Regions from separate parts of the Homo sapiens genome. Here regions 1, 3 and 4 are each linked to region 2. A link is an interaction called in ENCODE POLR2A ChIA-PET data of the cell type or tissue named here. Cell type or tissue: GM12878. All regions are shown on one strand. Region 1 has its middle 12 kb from the start of KDM2A. Region 2 has its middle 5.5 kb from the start of RBM14. Region 3 overlaps PC (pyruvate carboxylase). Region 4 overlaps TOP6BL (TOP6B like initiator of meiotic double strand breaks).

Evidence for each region. ChIA-PET counts read pairs that join two places held together with the same protein. Peaks named below come from ENCODE experiments on the same cell type or tissue, not always from the same donor. Only the 100,000 strongest peaks of a DNase experiment are listed, where the experiment ranks them.
Region 1: POLR2A ChIA-PET joins it to region 2 with 5 read pairs; 1 of 35 experiments calls an interaction of 5 or more read pairs at or near these places.
Region 3: POLR2A ChIA-PET joins it to region 2 with 5 read pairs; 2 of 35 experiments call an interaction of 5 or more read pairs at or near these places.
Region 4: POLR2A ChIA-PET joins it to region 2 with 8 read pairs; 4 of 35 experiments call an interaction of 5 or more read pairs at or near these places.

What each region holds. Positions count from the first base shown.
Region 1 is chr11:67,104,597-67,109,596 of GRCh38, forward strand. No RefSeq gene overlaps it. Among named protein-coding and RNA genes, the nearest start is that of KDM2A, 12 kb to the right of the region's middle. In GM12878, no CTCF peak of the experiment used is centred here; no DNase peak of the experiment used is centred here; H3K27ac peaks cover 682 bases.
Region 2 is chr11:66,608,617-66,613,616 of GRCh38, forward strand. No RefSeq gene overlaps it. Among named protein-coding and RNA genes, the nearest start is that of RBM14, 5.5 kb to the right of the region's middle. In GM12878, no CTCF peak of the experiment used is centred here; a DNase peak (open chromatin) is centred at 3,085; H3K27ac peaks cover 1,326 bases.
Region 3 is chr11:66,902,190-66,907,189 of GRCh38, forward strand. All of the region lies in intron 3 of PC (pyruvate carboxylase), which reads right to left. Among named protein-coding and RNA genes, the nearest start is that of MIR3163, 30 kb to the right of the region's middle. RefSeq lists an enhancer at 2,945-3,592. In GM12878, no CTCF peak of the experiment used is centred here; no DNase peak of the experiment used is centred here; H3K27me3 peaks cover 23 bases.
Region 4 is chr11:66,777,065-66,782,064 of GRCh38, forward strand. All of the region lies in intron 2 of TOP6BL (TOP6B like initiator of meiotic double strand breaks), which reads left to right. Among named protein-coding and RNA genes, the nearest start is that of TOP6BL, 35 kb to the left of the region's middle. In GM12878, no CTCF peak of the experiment used is centred here; no DNase peak of the experiment used is centred here.

The DNA.
Region 1 (5,000 bases), 500 kb after region 2:
CATTTTCCACCTTGGCCACTTTGCCCCAGACGCTCCGGCTGCTGCTGTTTGAGTACACCAACACCCGTTCCCATGGAAGGTCTTTGCTCAAGCTGTTCCCTCTGCCTAGGAGGTTCCTTTTTGCTAAACAATCTCAACTCCTGTCTCCTGTGTCACCTGCTCAGAGAAGCTGTCCCAATTTCTTTTTTTTTTTTTTTTTGAGACGGACTCTCACTCTGTTGTCCAGGCTGGAGTGCAGTGGCACGATCTCACCTCACTACAGCCTCCGCTTCCCGGGTTCAAGCAATTCTCATGCCTCAGCCTCCTAAGTAGCTGGGACTACAGGTGCCCACCACCATGCCCAGCTAATTTTTGTATTTTTAGTAGAGTTTTGCCATGTTGGCTGGGCTGGTCTGGAACTCCTGGCCTCCAGTAATCCACCCTCCTCAGCTTCCCAAAGTGCTGGCATTACATGCATGAACCACTGCACCCAGTCTGTAACCAGTAATTTCTTTTTTCTTTTTTGTTGAGATGGAGTCTTGCTGCATTGCCCAGGCTGTAGTGCACTGGCGCAATCTCGGCTCACTGCAACCTCCACCTCCCCGGTTCCAGCAATTCTCTTGCCTCAGCCTCCCGAGTAGCTGGGACTACAGGGGTGCGCCACCATGCCCGGCTAATTTTTGTATTTTTAGTAGAGACAAGGTTTCACCATGTTGACCAGGCTGGTCTCAAACTCCTGACCTCAGGTGAGCCACCCATCTCGGCCTCCAAAAGTGCTAGGATTACAGGCATAAGCCACTGCATCCGGCCCATAACCAGTAATTACTAAGTCAGCTCAAATGCTGCTTCCTCCATGAAGCTTTCCCTGAGTTGATACTCCTCCCTACAGCAGAAGTGGCCCCTCCCACCTTTGCGCCCTCACAGATTCCTGTGGAAACTGTGCTTTTTTTTTTTTTTTTTTTTTTTTGAGACGGAGTCTTGCTCTTATAGATTGACCAGGCTGGAGTGCAATGGCATGATCTCAGCTCACTGCAACCTCCGCCTCTGGGGTTCAAGCGATTCTCCTGCCTCAGCCTCCCGAGTAGCTGGGATTACAGGCATCTGCCTCCACACCCAGCTAATTTTTTGTGTTTTTAGTAGAGATAGGGTCTCACCATGTTGGCCAGGCTGGTCTCAAACTCCTGACCTCAGGTGATCCACCCGCATTGGCCTCCCAAAGTGCTGGGATTACAGGCGTGAGCCACCACGCCCTGTCTTTAATTATTATTATTTTTATTATTTTTTTAAACAGGGTCTCGCTCTGTCACTCAGGCTGGGGTGCAGTGGCACAATCACAGTTCATTGCAGTCTTGAACTCCTGGGCTGAGGGAATCCGCCCCCCTCAGCCTCCTGAGTAGCTAATTGTTTTGGTTTTTCATTGTAAAGATGGGGGTCTCACTATGTTGCCCTGAATGGGAGACTTGTCTATATCCTGTATAGACCTGATGTCCATCATGGCACTCAGTCCTGGTTTACAACCGAGATGCACACATAGCTATTATTAGCCCCTTTCATTTTCTGAAAGTGTCTCAGTGTAGAGGCTAATTTCTTTGTTCACCTGACTTGCCCCCTGACAATGTGGCTTCATGTCACTCACATTGCAATCCCAGTGCCCCGCACAGGCAGGTGCTCTTTCTAGGGAAGGAAAGAATAAATGAACATTTGATCTGGTGGTTAGAAAATGCCATCAATTTGGGGAGTAGCAGAAAGTGCACTGGACTAGCTATCAGAAGACATGGTTTATAGTTCTAATTTCATCACGAAACTAGCTGCATGACCTTGGCCACGCTGCTTAACATCTTTGGGCCTCAGACTGCCAGTTTTTAAATGAGCAAGTAGGATTAAATGACCTCTGCCCTCGATGCTTGCTCTAAGATTCTGTGATTCAGAGTTATCCCCTTAATAGACGAGGACCTCTCAGACCCTAAATGGAAGAAGTTAGTGTGGCACTGAGTACACACACCAGGAAGTCTTGGACGATGGAGAGTGTTGGTGCTGCTCTTGAAGCTGTGCAGGAACCACCTTCATTTTTCCCTCTGCCAGTTCTGTCATGCTGCTGTCTCTTTGGTTAATATGCACGGTGCTGTTTTTTGTTTTTGTTTTTTGTTTCTCTCTCCAATTAAACTGTAAGCTTCTTGAGGATAGGCTCCAAGTCTTATGTTTTAAATCTTGAGGCCCTTTAAGTTAAATTAGAACCTGGCACGTGTTCTGTGGTTGACAATAATGGTCATATGGAGATCTAATCAAATCAAATGTTAGACAGTGGATGGCAGGTTTAATCAGAAATACACCAGAGAAGGGTAGGTATAGTGGCTTACACCTGTAATCCCAGCACTTTGGGAGTCTGAGGAGGGCAGATCACTTGAGTCAGGAGTTTGAGACTCACCTGGCCAACACAGTGAAACCGTGTCTCTACTGAAAATACGAAAATTACCCAGGTGTGGTGGTGGGCGCCTGTAATCCCAGCTACTTGGGAGGCTGAGGCAGGAGAATCACTTAAACCTGGGAGGTGGAGGTTGCAGTGAGCCGAGATCGCGCCACTGCACTCCAGCCTGGGTGACAAAACAAGACTCCATCTCAAAAACAAGAGGCCAGGCGCAGTGGCTCACGACCGTAATACCAGGACTTTGGGAGGCCTAGGTGGGCGGATCACCTAGGTCAGGAGTTCGAAACCAGCCTGGTTAACATGGTGAAACCCCATCTCTACTAAAAGTACAAAATTAGCCAGGCACAGTGGTGTGTGCCTGTAATCCCAGCTACTCGGGAGGCTGAAGCAGGAGAATCGCTTGAACCCAGGAGGCAGAGGTTGCAGTGAGCCAAGATCGCGCCACTGCACTCCACCTTGGGTAACAAGGGCGAAACTGTCACACACACACACACACACATACACACACACACACAAGAAGATAAAAGAAAAGAAATACACCAGAGAACAAAGAGAAAGCAGTGAAAATTATGGGCATTGTCCTATCAAAAGCATCACAATTATATGCCTATGCCTGTGTATTAAGGAGCAACTTAAATACACATGGAGGCCAGGCATAGTGGCTCATGCCTGTAATCCTAGCACTTTGGGAAGTTGAGGTGGGTGGATCACCTAAGGTCAAGAGTTCCAGGCCAGGCTGGCCAACAAGGTAAAACCCTATCTTTACTAAAAATATAAAAATTAGCTGGGCATGGTGGTGTGCACCTGTAATCCCAGCTACTCTGGAGGCTATGGCAGGAGACTTGCTTGAACCCAGGAGGTGGAGGTTGCAGTGAGCTGATATGATATCGCGCCACTGCACTCCAGCCTGGGCGACAGAGTGCGTAAGGCTCTGTCTCAAAGAAAAAAAAAAAAAAAAAGAAAGAAATATGGTCCCATCAAGAGGCACAATGTGGTTTCAGAAAAAGGAAGCCACTGAGGATTCCACATTATGTTATGGCAAGTCAGAATTGCGTATTCCATTTGTCCACTTTTCTGAATTCATTGACAAGAAAAATGCATAAAATACATTATAGGATATATTACATGAGTAGTAAATAGTAAAATGAAATAGAAAATACTTCCGGTGGTGGGCATGGTAGTTCATGCCTGTAATCCCAGCACTTTGGGAGTTTGAGACCAGCCTGGGCAACATAGTGACACCACATCTCTACAAAAAATACAAAATTGGCTGGGTGTGGTGGCTCACGCCTGTAATCCCAGCACTTTGGGAGGCTGAGGCGGGCGGATCACTTGAGGTCAGGAGTTCGAAATCAGCCTGGGCAACATGGTGAAACTCTGTCTCTACTAAAAATACAAAAAAAATTAGCCAGGCTTGGTGGTGCATGCCTGTAATCCCAGCTACTTGAGAGGCTGAGGCAGAACAATTGCTTGAACTCAGGAGGCGGAAGTTTCAGTGAGCAGAGATTGTGCCATTGCTGCTTTCCACCTGAGTGATAGAGCAAGACTCCATCTCAAAAAAAAAAAAAAAAAATTAGCTGGGCATGGTGGTGTGTACCTGTAGTCCCAGCTACTGGGAAGGCTGAGGTGGGAGGATGGCTTAAGACCAGGAGGCAGAGGTTTCGGTGAGCTGAGATTGTGCCACTGCACTCCAGCCTGGACAACAGAGTGACACTCTGTCTCCAAAACAAACAAAAAAAAGAAAATAAAATACTGAATACCGCTGGGCATGGTGGCTCACCCCTGTAATCTCAGCACTTTGGGAGGATGAGGTGTGGAAGTCAGGTGGCCTCACTTGAGGTCAGGGGTTTTGAGATCGGCTTGGGACAACACAGGGACTCGAGCCCAGGAGGTTGAGGCTGCAGTGAGCTATGATCGTGCCAGTGCATTCCAGCCTGCCTGGGTGACAGAAGGAAAGACCTTGTCAAAAAAAAAAAAAAAAGGAAAGAAATGTAAAATAGTAAGACATATTATAGAAACTACCAACATTTACGCAAAGCATAAACCTTCACCCATGGAAACATATAAACTAAAAATATATCGGGCCAGGCACAGTGACTCATTTCTGTAAACCCAAGCCAGCCTTTGGAAGGCTGAGGCAGGAGGATCCCATGAGGCCAGGAGTTTGAGACTAGTCTGGGCAACATAGTGGGACCCCCATCTCTACAAAAAATTTAAAAATTAGCTAGGGGGCCGGGCGCAGTGGCTCACGCCTGTAGTCCCAGCCCTTTGGGTGGCCAAGGTGGGCGGATCACTTGAGGTTAAGAGATTGAGACCATCCTGGCCAACATGGTGAAATCCTGTCTCTACTGAAAATACAAAAATTAGCCAGGTGTGGTGGCGCACGCCTATAAACCCAGCTACTCAGGAGGCCGAGGCAGGAGAACCTCGTGAACCCCCAGGAAGCCCCAGGAAGCAGAGGCTGCAGTGAGCTGAGATTGCACTTCCGCACTCCAGCCTGGGTGATAGAGTGAGACTCCATCCCAAAAAATAAGAATTATAATAATAAAAAAATAAAATTTAAAAAAATGAAATAAATAGACAGATGGGTAAATCC
Region 2 (5,000 bases):
TTTAAAAGGCCGGGCGCGGTGGCTCACGCCTGTAATCCCAGCACTTTGGGAGGCCGAGGTGGGCGGATCACGAGGTCAGGAGATCGAGACCATCCTGGCTAACATGGTGAAACCCCGTCTCTACTAAAAATACAAAAAATTAGCTGGGTGTGGTGACACGTGCCTGTAGTCCCAGCTACTCGGGAGGCTGAGGCAGGAGAATGGTGTGAACCCGGGAGGCGGAGTTTGCAGTGAGTGGAGATCGCGCCACTGCACTCCAGCCTGGGCGAGAGAGCAAGACTCTGTCTCAAAATAATAATAATAATAATAATAATAATAATAATAATAATGATAATAACTTAAACATTAGCTGAGTGTGGTGGCACAGGCTTATGGTCCCAGCTACTTAGGAGCCTGAGGCAGGAGGATTGCTTGTGCCTAGGAGTGTGCAGCGGCAGTGAGCCATGGTCACGCCACTCTGCTCCAGCCTGCTTGAGAGAGTAAGACCTTGTCTCTAAAAAAATAAAAATAATTAAAAAAAAAGAGGCCTTTAATCCCAGCAGTTTGGGAGGCCAAGATGGGAGGATTGCTTGATCCCAGGAGGTCAAGGTTGCAGTGAGCCATGATTGTGCCACTGCACTCCAGCCTGGGGGACAGAGTGAGACCCTGTCTCAAAAATAAATCAATAAATGAAAAGGAAAATTTAAGTCCAAGATGGGAAGATTACTTGAGGCCAGGAGTTCGAGACCAACTTGGGCAACATAGCAAGAACCCCATCTCCAAAAAAAAATTTTTTTTTTTTTTGAGATGGAGTTTCTCTCTTGTTGCCCAGGCTGGAGTGCAGTGGGGTGATCTCGGCTCACTGCAACCTCCACCTCCTGGGTTCAAGCGATTCTCCTGCCTCAGCATCCCGAGTAGCTGGGACTAAAGAAAGGTGCATGCCACCACGCCCGGCTAATTTTTTGTATTTTTAGTAGAGATGGGTTTTCATCATGTTAGCCAGTTCCTGACCTTGTGATCCGCCCGCCTTGGCCTCCCAAAGTGCTGGGATTACAGGTGTGAACCACCACACCCGGCCTATACCTCCATATTTTTAAATAACATGACTGTGTCATTGTTTCTTATTTTCAGTCTTGATATTGTCTGTGGAATTCTATATTAGGATGAATTCTGCAGTAAGTAATACAGTCCTAATAGTGGCCAAAGCAATTAAGACATTTAATTATGTCACCAGATCAACAGTCTGGATATTTGAGGATTCAGAGCAGGTCCAGTGGTGTGGCAACGTCAGGATACTGTCATCATGAACTGTGTGTTTCTCTTCATGTCCCCTCCTCCCCTTTTGGTGGCAAGGGTGATTACCACAGCACCAAGCCTCCCATTGTCACACATTCACATGATAGGGTGGAAAGCTGGAAGGAAGGAGACCAAAAAGGGAAAAGCTCCTTTCTAGCAGAGAAGAACACCTATGCAATGGAATAATGAAAGTTAGCTGTGAAAACGTCTTTATCTGTGTTGTTACTAACTCATATCAGTTTCCTGTAATCAGTTTCCTTTGTAACAGTGGCAGCTGTAACAAAGTACCACAAACTGTGGCTTAAAACAACAAAAATTTATTCTCACAGTTCTGGAGGCCAGAAGTACAAACTTAGTATCACTGGGCTGAAATCAAGGTGTGGACAAGAGCTTGCTTCCTCCAGAAACTATAGGGAAACATCCCTTCCTGGCCTCTTCCAGCTTTGTGTGGCCGCTGGCATTCCTTGGCTTGTGGCCGAATCTCACTCCAATCTTCAAGGCCAGCACCATCCACTCAGTCTGCTCTGTCTTCCCATGGCCTTTTCCTCCATGTATTTGTGTCAAATCTCCTTCTGCCTCCCTCTTACAAGGATGCATGTGATTGCATTTAACACCACCAGAGTAATCCAGGATAATCTCTTCTTAGCAAGGGCCATTGATTTAATCACATCTTCAGAGACTTTGCCACATAAAGTAACATTCAGAAGTTCCAGGGATTAGGACCTAATATCTTTGGAGGCCATTAATAAACCTGCTACAGTGACCTAGTAAACCACAGGTAAATTGATACAATTAACTTAGGAAAAGGTCTCATAAGTAAATTTGACGGTACTCTAGTTTCCATGACAGAATTTCTCTCTAGCCTTTCTCTCCATTCGTTGTAAAGAGATAAGGACTTTACTTGTCAGATTGCTTTATTACAGAGATTGTTTTTACCCAAAACTAAGTTTACCTAAGTTTACAAAATTTGATTTAGATCAGTGGTTCTCAGTGGGGATGGTATGGCCCTATGGAAGTTTGTGAGGGCTATTTCTTCTGGCTGTGACAATGCTAGGTGGGGGCGGGGATGCTGCTGGTATTGGGGGAAGACTAGGGATACTTACCAACCTTCAATGTGCAGGATAGTCCTGCACCAAATAGCCCACAGGATACCCTTGTAGGTGAAAAATCACTACTTATGTATATTTCAGATGGTGTCTTGCTCTGTCACTCAGGCTGGAGTATGGTGGTGTGATCATAGCTCACTGTAGCCTCCATCTCATGGGATCAGGCAGTCCTGCCTCAGCTTTCTGAGTAACTGCAACTACAGGCATGCACCACCATGTCCAGCTAACTTATTTTTTATTTTCTTTATTTATTTTTGAGACGGAGTCTCACTCTGTTGCCCAGCCTGGAGTGCAGTGGCATGATCTCAGCTCACTGCAATCTCTGCTTCCTGGGTTCAAGTGATTCTCCTGACACAGCCTCCTGAGTAGCTGGGATTACAGATATGTGCCATGACGCCCAGCTAATTTTTTTTTTTTTTTTTTTTTTTGTATTTTTAGTAGAGATTGGTTTTGCCATGTTGGCCAGGCTGGTCTCAAACTCCTGACCTCAAGTGATCTGCCTGCCTTGGCCTCCCAAAGTGCTGGGATTATAGGCGTGAGCCACCACAGCCGACCTATTTTTTTTCTTTTTTTCTTTCTTTCTTTTTCTTTTTTTTTTTTTTTTTTTTTTGAGACATGATCTCTTAGTTTGTTGCCCAGCCTGGAGCCCAGCGTCATGATTATCGTAGCTCTGTGCAACCTGAAACTCCTGGGCACAAGCAAGCTTTTTGCCTCAGCCTCCCAGCTGGGACCACTGGTGCACATCACCATGCCTGGCTAATTGCTCTTTTTCTTTTTTTTTTTTTGTTTCAGACAGTTTCACTCTGTCACCCAGGCTGGAGCACAGTGGTATGATCTCGGCTCACTGCAACCTCCACCTCCCGGGTTCAAGCAATTCTTGTGCCTCAGCCTCTCAGGTAGCTAGGATTATAGACACGCGCCAGCACTCCCGGCTAATTTTTTGTATTTTTAGTAGAGATGGGGTTTCACCATGTTGATCAGGCTGGTCTTGAACTCCTGACCTCAAGTGATACACCCACCTCGGCCTCCCAAAATGCTGGGATTACAGGTGTGAGCCACTGCGCTGGGACTAATTTTTATATTTTTTGAGACATGGGGTCTCCCTGGGTTGCCCAGGTTTGTCTCAAACTCCTGGGCTCAAGTGATCCTCCTGCCTTGGCCTCCCAAAGTGCTGGGATTATAGGCATTGAGTCACTGCGTCTGGCCAAACTTCTTACTATGTGTCTTACATTGTGTTCAACACTTGTTATTGCTCAAAATGGCCTTATCCTTCATACATACCTGCCAAGAGAAATTTTTATTAGAGACAAGGCCTCCCTGTGTTGCTCAGGCTGGAGTGCAGTGGTGCGATCACAGCTCACTGCAGCCTTAGCCTCCTGGGCTCAAGTGATCCTCCCATCTCAGCCTCCAGAGTAGCTGGGACTACAGGCACACACCACCACACCTGGTTAATTTTTAAAATTCTTTTCATGTAGATGGGGGTCTATGTTTCTCAGGCTGGTCTTGAACTCCTGAGCTCAAGTGATCCTCCTGCCTCAGCCTCCCAAAGTGCTAGGATTACAGGGATGAGCCACCACACCCATCCCCAAATTTACAATTAAAAAACTCTTAAACCTAAAAACAAAAATGTGGTAAAGCCAGTTATTTTATAGGTAAGATGATACTCATATGTGTAAAGAATCTAGCTGGGTGTGGTGGGTCATGCCTGTAATCCTAGCACATTGGGAGGCTGATTCTGGAGGATCACTTGAGGCTAGGAGTTTGAGAGCAGCCAGGGCAACAAATTGACCCCCGTCTCTACAAAGTAAAAATTAAAAAATTATCTGGGGGTGGTTGGGCATGGTGGTTCATGCCTGTAATCCTAGCATTTTGGGAGGCTGAGCTGGGCAGACCACGAGGTCAGGAGTTCAAGACCAGCCCGGAAGGTCCAGGCTGCAGGGAGCCATGATTTCATCACTGTACTCCAGCCTGGGGGACAGAGTGAGACTGTCTCCAAAAAACCAAACCAAACCAAAACAAACAAACAACAACAACAAAGAAAAAACCTGCAAACTTTTCTTTGAGATCAGCCAAGCCAAGCTAGACACTTTACAGATGAGAAACTCAGTGAGGGCTGCAGGAGCGAAGAGGGTTGCCCACCTGGACCATAAAACTGAACTAGGGCTAATTTAATGCTATTTCCATTATTCTAGATCAAGGAGTCAGATCCTTATTCAAGCCCCAGCATTCTGATTTGCCAGATCTGTGAAATTTGGCAAGATTCTTTACATCTATTTAATTAATTTATGTATTTAGAAACAGAGTTTCACTCTTTTGCCCAGGTTAGAGTGCAGTGGCACCATTACAGCTCACTATAATCTTAAAATCCTGGGCTCAAGCGATTCCTTCCCCCTCAGTCTCTCAAGTAGCTAGAACTACAGGTGCACCACCACCCGCAGATATATGTGTGTGTGTGTGTGTGTGTGTGTGTGTATATACATACACACACACACACACACACAAATATGTACGTATGTATTTTTTGAGACGGAGTCTCACTCTGTCACCCAGGCTGGAGTGCAGCGGCCACAATCTCAGCTCACCGCAACCTCCGCCTCCTGGGTTCAAGCAATTCTCCTG
Region 3 (5,000 bases), 290 kb after region 2:
CTAGGAGAACATATCTTCATAGCCCCATGATCTGACCTTTCATCCTATGCTTTGGAGTTTGAGCACAAACACTGACTGGCTCAGAGGCTTCCCGGAGATGCAGCTCTGGGCATCCACTATTGCTGATTTTACTGTGATGGCCACATAGCAAGTGTCGGAATTGCTGATCATTTGTGTGAGCTGCTACTGAGTGCCAGCCACTGCACTGAGTGATTTCTATGATCTCAATCATCAGAGGGCTTGTAAGGGGAATATTATTGTAAGCATGGAAAGACACCCAGATGAACAGCTTGCCTATGGTCTCAGAGCTCAAAGCCACGTAGACCCCTGTCTGCCCGTCATGCCGAGCTGTGCCTCAGGTCCTGCCCTGCCACCTGGGAGTCCCTTGTAGATAGATTGTCAAGACTGATCATGCTAGTGATTAGTAGTTACCAATCTCTCCTCCCTGCCTGCCAACCTCAGCCACTCTCCTCCACCATCACTCTTGCCCTGGCCACTCCCGGGCCTGTGATCACACCCTCCTCTTCCTCCTCCAGCTGTATCACATCACAGTCACACCTGTGTGTCCCCCAAACTCTGACCACAGCCCTTCCCCCAGGCTAACTGTGTAATCACAGTGGTGCTGCCCAGCCAACCCCCAGCTGAGTGGACATTTTGTTTTGTTGTTTTGGAGTTCTGCAAATAGCAAGAGCTTCCAGTTTGCCTTTACCCTAAAATGCACACCCCAGGGATGGGAGGGAAGCACAGCGGCTGCGGCAAGCCGGGCTGTCAGGCGCCTACCCGCTACACCACCGCAGCCCATCCACCTGCTGAGCAGCTGCTGACTCGCCAGGCCTTACTTTTCTGCTCCACATTAGCAGGGGGGTGTTCATCCGAATATAACAGTTCCTCCTCAGGGGTGAGAAATTAGCTTGCTGAAAACCCCCACTGGGAGGAAGGAGGTATTCAGAGTCGGGGACCTGCGGTGGTGAGTGGATCTACGAAAGCCCTAGGGCCAGACTGCCTTTCCCATCTTCTTAGTCCCAATCCAGAAGCGATGCATTCTCAGCACTGCCAACTCCTTTCCCCAATCTGAAGGAAGAGGGCATGTCTTATAATAATTATGAAAACAAGAATAATTCATAATAGCTGGAGTGCCAGGCCTTGGGTGAGGCACCATCCTGATTGTCTCCTCAATACTCACAAGGCCAGTATGATTCTATCCAACCATGTTGTTGAGCTCATCCCTACGGACTATAATTATTATTATTTTAAAAAATATATTTTTTGGCTGGGCGTGGTGGCTCACGCCTGTAATCCTTGCACTTTGGGAAGCCGAGGCAGGTGGATCACCTGAGGTCAGGAGTTCAAAACCAGCCTGGCCAACTTGGCGAAACCCTGTCTCTACTAAAAATACAAAAAAAAAAAAATTAGCCAGGCGTGGTGGCAGGCACCTGTAATCCCAGCTACTGGGGAGGCTGAGGCAGGAGAATCACTTCAACCTGGGAGGCGGAGGTTGCAGTGAGCCAAGATGGTGCCATTGCACTCCAGCCTGGGCAACAGAGTGAGAGACTCCATCTCAGGAAAAAAAAAAAAAAAAAAAAAATATATATATATATATATACACACACCCACACACACCCACACACATATATACATTTTTTTTTTTTTTATTTAGAGACAGAGTCTCACTTCGTCACCCAGGCTGGAGTACAACGGCACGATCTCAGCTCACTGCAACCTCCGCCTCCTAGGCCCAAGCAATACTCCTGCCTCAGCCTCCCGGGTAGCTGGGATTACAGACACCCAGCACCATGCCCAGCTACAGACTATAATTATATTTAACAACAATATTGCTAGTGCTCTGCAGTTTAGAAGGCGCTTTAGCAGACACTCTCACTTGCTACTAAGAGTAACCTCGCCTGGTAGGTAGGACAAGCACATCTTCATTTGACAGAAGCTTTTACACAGAGCATGGGGCTTTCTGGCCTATCTCCCACCCCTAATGTCCCACACCAGTTCCTGATCTCCTGCCCCACCCCTCCTGCACCCTGCCCCTTCTCAGGTGACTCACTGTGTCAACATCCTTGAAGGAATGATTTCTGGTTCATGGCCCCAGAGCTGGAGCTTTGGAAGGATAATGGGAAAAGCAGCCAGGGTCCCTGCCCTCAAGAGACAAGCATTCTAAGGCTGGGCGCGGTGGCTCATGTCTGTAATCTCAGCACTTTGGGAGGCCAAAGCAAGCAGATCACTTGAGCCCAGGAGTTTGACACCAGCCTGGGCAATACGGTGAAACTCTGCCTCTAAAAAAATACAAAAATTAGCCTTGCATGGTGGCATGCGCCTGTAGTCCCAGCTACTCAGGAGGCTGAGGTGGGAGAATCACCTGAGCCTGGGAGGTCAAGGCTGCAGTGAGCTGTGATTGTGCCACCACACTCCAGCATGGGTGACAGAGCGAGACCCTGTCTCAAAACACACACACACACAAAAAGACACGAGTTCTAATGAAAGAGAAAGGACAAATACAAATAAGGAACTGTATGACTAAGTGGGATGGAAGGCCTGGCAGGGGTCACCTGGCCAAGTCTGGACCACAGGCTGCTGTGATTCTGTGGGAAGGGAACGGCATTAAGAGGAACGGCATTAAGAGTTAAACCTTGGGTTCAAGTTCTGGCTTTGCTATCATCCATCATATGACCTTGGGGAATTCACTCTACCTCTGGACCTGTTAGTCCGTCTACAAAACAGATTTATCCCTCTCAGCACAGAGCGCTGACAATTAAGGGATCTGTTTTACAGGAAACTTCAAATTGGCTCTTCGGTTTCAGAAACTGTAAACCACAATACATATGCAAAGGACTGTGATTAGATTTCACCTCATCAGAGGTATCAAGTGTTTACTGAGCAACAAACTGCCTGTAACACACACTTGAGGGATGGAGGATCATATAAAACATGGCCTCTGCCTTTAAGAAAATCACTATCTGCTGACGAGGCAAGACTGGCACAGCCAACATATAACAAACACATAGTGTGTGCAAAGGCACTGCTGTTAGAGAAAAGGGAGAGGAGGCAGGCCGAGCAGCTTAGGAGAGCTAAGTGAAGGCTCACAGAGGAGACGCTTGGCCTGGCCCTTAGCAAGGGTGCCAACGCCTGCTGTGTGAGTGCACTGGGGTGAGAGGGAGAAACAGGACCGGCTGTCCTCGTCTCCAAGGGCGGACTCCAAGCTGACTCTGTTCAGGGTCAGGGGCCAGTGGAGCCAGTTCAAATCCTGATCACAACCCCCTAATGCTAATTAATCTGGTTACCTAGAGGAACTAAGTTGTCTGAGACTCTGTAAAATAAGAATAATTATTTGACTTTGTATGTTCATTGGGAGGATGAAATATGAGAATGCATGTGAACTGGTCCATATTAGGGATGTAATACATGCTACAAATTAATAATCCTTGACATCAAATAAGGTCTGACTGCCAGGGTGGGATCAGATTTTGGAAGGTCAGAAGCACCAATAGAGAAATATAGACACAATGATTTGGGGGTGATCAGCATAGAAGTGACAGCCAAAGCCATGAGAAAGAGCTTGGCCTCAGCAAGGTGGGGAGGGCTGCTGCCCACAAGCCCAGCTCCGGCCACCAGCATGCTCCCTCCCCACCCGAACCACGGGTGCCTGGGCTGCCCAGGCCCTGGCGAGCTTAGCCCAGGGCATCACCACTCACCTGCTTTCCTGAGAAGAGCACAGGAGCAGAGGTGGAACAGCAGAAATGTGAGGAGGAGAAACTGAGGCAGGAATGAAACTGAAGGGATGGTCTTAAGAGGGGCAAACAAATACTGCTAGTATGTCACAGCACAGGAGCCCAAAAGAGAAGTTTCAGGCAGAGGTGGGCGGGCGGGGAGCCTGCAGTAACATGAACTCTCAAAGTTGTGGGGAAGGGCAGCACCAAAGCAGACAATGACCCAGTGAGAAGCTGACACGGAAGCAACGGAAGATGAATCAGGAGGTTTAAGGGAACGATATGCAGCCCCGCCTAAAAAGTATGCATTCATTCATTCAGTCACTTCTGAACGAGCCTTTACAACATGCCAGGCACTGTCGGTCATCAGAGAGAAAGTTGTGCAGGAGAGAACAGGTCCCTGTCCTCATGAAACTGACATTTCATTCCAGCCAGGAAACCAAGCACACAAACAAGACCAAAGATCCATCCTGATCGGTAAGTACTGTCTCCTGGCCTCAGACTCCCTCCTGATGGCAGGTCTCCCTCGGTGTCACAGAGAAAGGCACCACCTGACAGAGAACAAAGCCACGGTGCTCAATCCCTCCACCCCTGGCCTAGAACTCCCGGGGTGGGGAGAAAGGCATGTTCTTAACAATTGCTAATCCCGAGCAGTTTGGGACTAAGCAGAGGGAAATAGAGCTGAAGCATACACAGATGTCCACGTCACCTCCATCCCCCCAGTCTTTCCCCCTACGAGCATGCCCATGTACACACACATGCACACTGCATTTCTCCCCTCTCCTTGGATTGTTATCCCATGACCTGGCAGGGAGCCTGGCCCGTTTGCAGTTAAAGAACAAGAGGCCATTTGGAACCTGATCAGTTTCTCCTCCTCCTAAACTGAGGAAAAGGTTTTCTTCAAAATGGGAGATGTTCTCTCCCCTTAGATCTGAGCAGTGAGTCCTACTCAAACGCCAGAGGTCTGGTCTCCCAAAATACGGGTAGTAACATGTTTTTCCTGCACTGCTGTCTGGGAGGTCTCACATGTTGAACAGAGCATGACCTCAGCCCTCCTATTTCCCAGATTCCTAAAGGAAAGCCGGGCCTTTCTGTTCTGTAACTCCAGGGCATTTTGTGAAGGACTGAGCCGGCTGGGGAGCTGGAGCACAGCACACGAAGGGCCGGCTGGTGCTGAACTATGAGCAGGGCCTCCCCATGACCACTGGCAGCCATGCCATTTACACAAGGAACCATGTGGCCTTTCCCTCAACTGTCACCATCATGCAAGGGTGTTCTGGCCCAGAG
Region 4 (5,000 bases), 170 kb after region 2:
ATATATCTATATCTATATATATCTATATATCTATATCTATATATCTATATCTATATCTATAATGTTGTCCTATGTCTTTTTTTACTTAACATAAGCATTTTTCATGTTATGACATAGTCTTCTAGTCATTATTTTAATGGCTAAATTATCCATCAAGATGTATCATAAATTAGCCATTTTTCTATTAATAGACATTTAGGTTTATTCTTTTTTTTCCCCCATTATTATGAATAGCAGGATAGTTTAGTGTCTAGGAGATTATACTGTGTGTTCTTGAACAAGTTTTTGATCTTTTGAAAGCACCTACCTCATAAAATTGTTTTGAGGATTAAGTGAAGTAATACGTATAATGCATGTAGCACAGTGGTTATTCTGAATACACAGTTCTCAATAAGTGCTAATTAATATCACTGGAATGAATATCTTAATGCATATAGCTCTTTACTATATTGAAAATTTTAGGATTAATTTTATGAGATAGAATTAACTTGATCAAAGTCTGTGTACATTTTTATGGCTCTGAAATTGCTTTGTAAAAAGTGTTGGCCAGGCGTGGTGGCTCATACCTGTGATCCCAGCACTTTGGGAGGCTGACATGGGTGGATCACTTGAGGTCAGGAGTTCAAGACCAGCCTGCTAACATGGTGAAACCCCGTCTCTACTAAAAATACAAAAAAATAGCCTGTAGTCCCAGCTACTCGGGAGGCTGAGGCAAGGGAATCACTTGAATCCGGGAGGTGGAGGTTGCAGTGAGCCAAGATCACACCACTGCACTCCAACCTGGGCATCAAAGCAAGACTCCATCCCCCCAAAAAAAGTTGTGTCTTGTAATGCTAACATTTGTAGCAAAGTTACCAACTTCACCGTACTTTGCCAGCATTGGGAATTTCAATTACTTAAAATATTTAAGCTAATTTACAAGTTAATGAGATGGTTAAAAGTTTTAATTATATTTCTCTGAACCTTTTAATAAGTGTTTACCACCTCTATTTTCTGTTTTCTGAACTTTGTGTCTTTTTCTTTTCTTTCTTTTTTTTTTTTTTTAAGAGACAGTCTCAAACTCCTGGGCTCAAGTGATTCTCCTGCCTCAGCCTCCCAAATTGCTGGGATTACAGACTTGAGCCACTGCACCCAGCCTTCTCCATGTCTTTAGGGACAAACTTCTAGGATGAAATTTAGGATGAATTAAGTCATTAGCTTGACACCATGATGTACAAATCCCTGAATTTCAGTTTCATTGTTAAAATGCCATTGTTTCAAGATGCTCAGTTGGCTATGGAAAGATAGGTCATCTATCCCAGCTACTCAGGGGGATCTTTTGAGCCCAAGAGGTCAAGGCTACAGTGAGCTGCGATCACAGCACTGCACTCTAGCCCGGGCAACAAAGTGAGACTGTCTCCAAAAATAAAATATAAAATTTATATGGAAAGAAAAACCCAGAATAGCCAACGCCATATTGAAGAGTAAAGTCAGGGGACTGGCACTACCTGACTTCAAGACTTATAAAGCTACAGTAGTTAGCCCAAGGTAATTAATAGATTCAATGCCATCCCCATCAAGCTACCAATGACTTTCTTCACAGAATTGGAAAAAACTACTTTAAAGTTCATATGGAACCAAAAAAGAACCCGCATTGCCAAGTCAATCTTAAGCCAAAAGAACAAAGCTGGAGGCATCACGCTACCTGACTTCAAACTATTCTACAAGGCTACAGTAACCAAAACAGCATGATACTGGTACCAAAACAGAGATATAGACCAATGGAACAGAAAAGAGCCCTTAGAAATAATGACGCATATCTACAACTATCTGATCTTTGACAGACCTGACAAAAACAAGCAATGGGGAAAGGATTCCCTATTTAATAAATGGTGCTGGGAAAACTAGCTAGCCATTTGTAGAAAGCTGAAACTGGATCCCTTCCTTACACCTTATACAAAAATTAATTCAAGATGGATTAAAGATTTACATGTTAGACCTAAAACCATAAAAACTCTAGAAGAAAACCTAGGCAATACCATTCAGGACATAGGCATGGGCAAGGACTTCATGTCTAAAACACCAAAAGCAATGGCGACAAAAGCCAAAATTGACAAATGGGATCTAATTAAACTAAAGAGCTTCTGCACAGCAAAAGAAACAACCATCAGAGTGAACAGGCAACCTACAGAATGGGAGAAAATTTTTGCAACCTACTCATCTGACAAAGGGCTAATACCCAGAATCTACAGTGAACTCCAACAAATTTACAAGAAAAAAACAACCCCATCAAAAAGTGGGTGAAGGATATGAACAGACACTTCTCAAAAGAAGACATTTATGCAGCCAAAAAAAACACGTGAAAAAATGCTCATCATCACTGGCCATCAGAGAAATGCAAATCAAAACCACAATGAGATACCATCTCACACCAGTTAGAATGGCGATCATTAAAAAGTCAAGAAACAACAGGTGCTGGAGAGGATGTGGAGAAATAGGAACACTTTTACACTGTTGGTGGGACTGTAAACTAGTTCAACCATTGTGGAAGTCAGTGTGGTGATTCCTCGGAGATCTAGAACTAGAAATACCATTTGACCCCGCCATCCCATTACTGGGTATATACCCAAAGGATTATAAATCATGCTGCTATAAAGACACACGCACATGTATGTTTACTGCGGCACTATTCACAATAGCAAAGACTTGGAACCAACCCAAATGTCCAACAATGATAGACTGGATTAAGAAAATGTGGCACATATACCATGGAATACTATGCAGCCATAAAAAATGATGAGTTCATGTCGTTTGTAGGGACATGGATGAAGCTGGAAACCATCATTCTCAGCATACTTTTACAAGGACAAAAAACCAAACACCGCATGTTCTCACTCATAGGTGGGAATTGAACAATGAGAACACATGGACACAGGAAGGGGAACATCACACACCAGGGCCTGTTGTGGGGTGGGGGGAGGGGGAGGGATAGCATTAGGAGATATACCTAATGTTAAATGGCGAGTTACTGGGTGCAACACACCAACATGGCACATGTATACATATGTAACAAACCTGCACGTTGTGCACATGTACCCTAAAACTTTCATAAAAAAAAAAGAAACTGTGGTATTGGCAAAAGAATAGGTAAATAGTGTTTTTTTGCTCAATTTTGAGTATTTTTAAATACTCAAATACTTATAATTCCCTGCCTTATGAGATTATTTTTGCTCTGAAAAGCTAGCTGTCAAGAAAAATTCAAGGAAAAAAATAGTCTTTTATATTCACTTATTTATGATTTCTGGTGCTCTTCATTTCTTCCTTTATAGCTGGGTTTCCATCTTCAGCCTGAAGAAAATCCTTTAGCAAATCTTCTAGCAGCAGATTATTTCATCTTCTATCTTAAAATGCCTTTACCTTAACCTCATTTTTAAAGGATATTGCACTGGAATATCTGGCTTGATAGTTTTCTCCTTTTCAACATTTTGAAAGATGTTGTCAATTGTCTTCTGCGCTTTATTGTTTTTATTTATTTATTTTATTTTATTTTTTTGGAGACAGAGTCTCACTCTCTCACCCAGGCCGGAGTGCAGTGGCGTGATCTTGGCTCACTGCAACCTCTGCCTCCTGGGTTCAAGTGATTCTTGTGCTTCAGCCTCCTGAGTAGCACTGGGATTACAGACATGTGCCACCACACCTGGCTAATTTTTTGATTTTTAGTAGAGACAGGGTTTTTCCATGTTGACCAGGCTGGTCATGAACTCCTGGCCTCAAGCGATCCACCTACTTTGGCCTCCCAAAGTGCTGGGATTATAGGCATGAGCCACCGCGCGTGGACCTGGCCTTTATTGTTTATGGTAAGAAGTCAGCTGTGATTCATTTTATACCTCCTGTGTATATGATGTGTGCTTTTCCTCTGGCTTCTTTCAATATTTTATCTTTATCTTTGGTTTTTATCATTTTGACTATTATATACCTAGGTGTGATTTTCTTTGCATTTATCCTCCTTGGGGTTTGCTGAGCTTTTCACACCTTAATATTTTTCATGAAATTTTAGGGAATTTTGTTCATGGTTTTTTGATGTTTTTCTTGTCCTATTCTCATTTTATTCTCCTATCCTCCTTCTGGGACTCCCATTGCACATATTTTAGACTGGTTGATATTTTCCTACAGGTTTCTAAGACTATTCATTTTTCTTCAGTCTTTTTTTTCTTTATTCTCCAGATTGGATAGTTTTTGTTATTTGTCTTCAGTGATTTTACTGACTCTTCTGTCACCTCTAATCTGCTATTAAACCTATCAAGTGAATTCTTCATTTCAATTATTTAACTTTTCAGTTATAGAATTTCTTTTTGGTTCTTTTTGTATAGTGTTATCTGCTGACATTTCCTATCAGTTCACTCATTAAGGCCGCCTTTTAAGCCTTTGAACATATTTATAATAGATTCTTTAAAGTCTTTCCTAAATGTAATATCTGTACCATATCAGGTTCTGTTTCTTTTCTTTTTTCAGAGACAGGGTCTCACTCTGTCACCAGGCTGAAAAGTGCAGTGGCACAGTCATAGCTCCTGCAGCCTCCAACTCCTGGGCTCAAGTGATCCTCCCACCTCAGCCTCTTGAGTAGCTAGGACCCACAGGCATGTACCACCACGCCCGGCTAATTTTTAAATTTTTTTGTAGAGATGAGTCTTTCCATGTTGCCTAGGCTAGTCTCAAACTCCTGGCCTCAAGCGATCTCCCTGCCTTGGCCCCTCAAAGTGCTGGGATTATAGGCATGAGCCTGGCCCTCAGGTTCTGTTTCTATTAGTTGCTTTTTTTCCCCCTTGACTGTGGGTTATCATTTCCTATTTCTTTGCATATTTAGTACATTTTTGTTTTATACTGGGCAATATGATCATATTCTATATTGTGTTATCTATCTCTGGAGAGTATTAATTTTTGCTCTAGTAGGCTATGCACCTTGACCTTGTACAGGCTTGTTTTTATGCATTTTAAAGGGTAGGTCTGTAGAAAGCCAATGC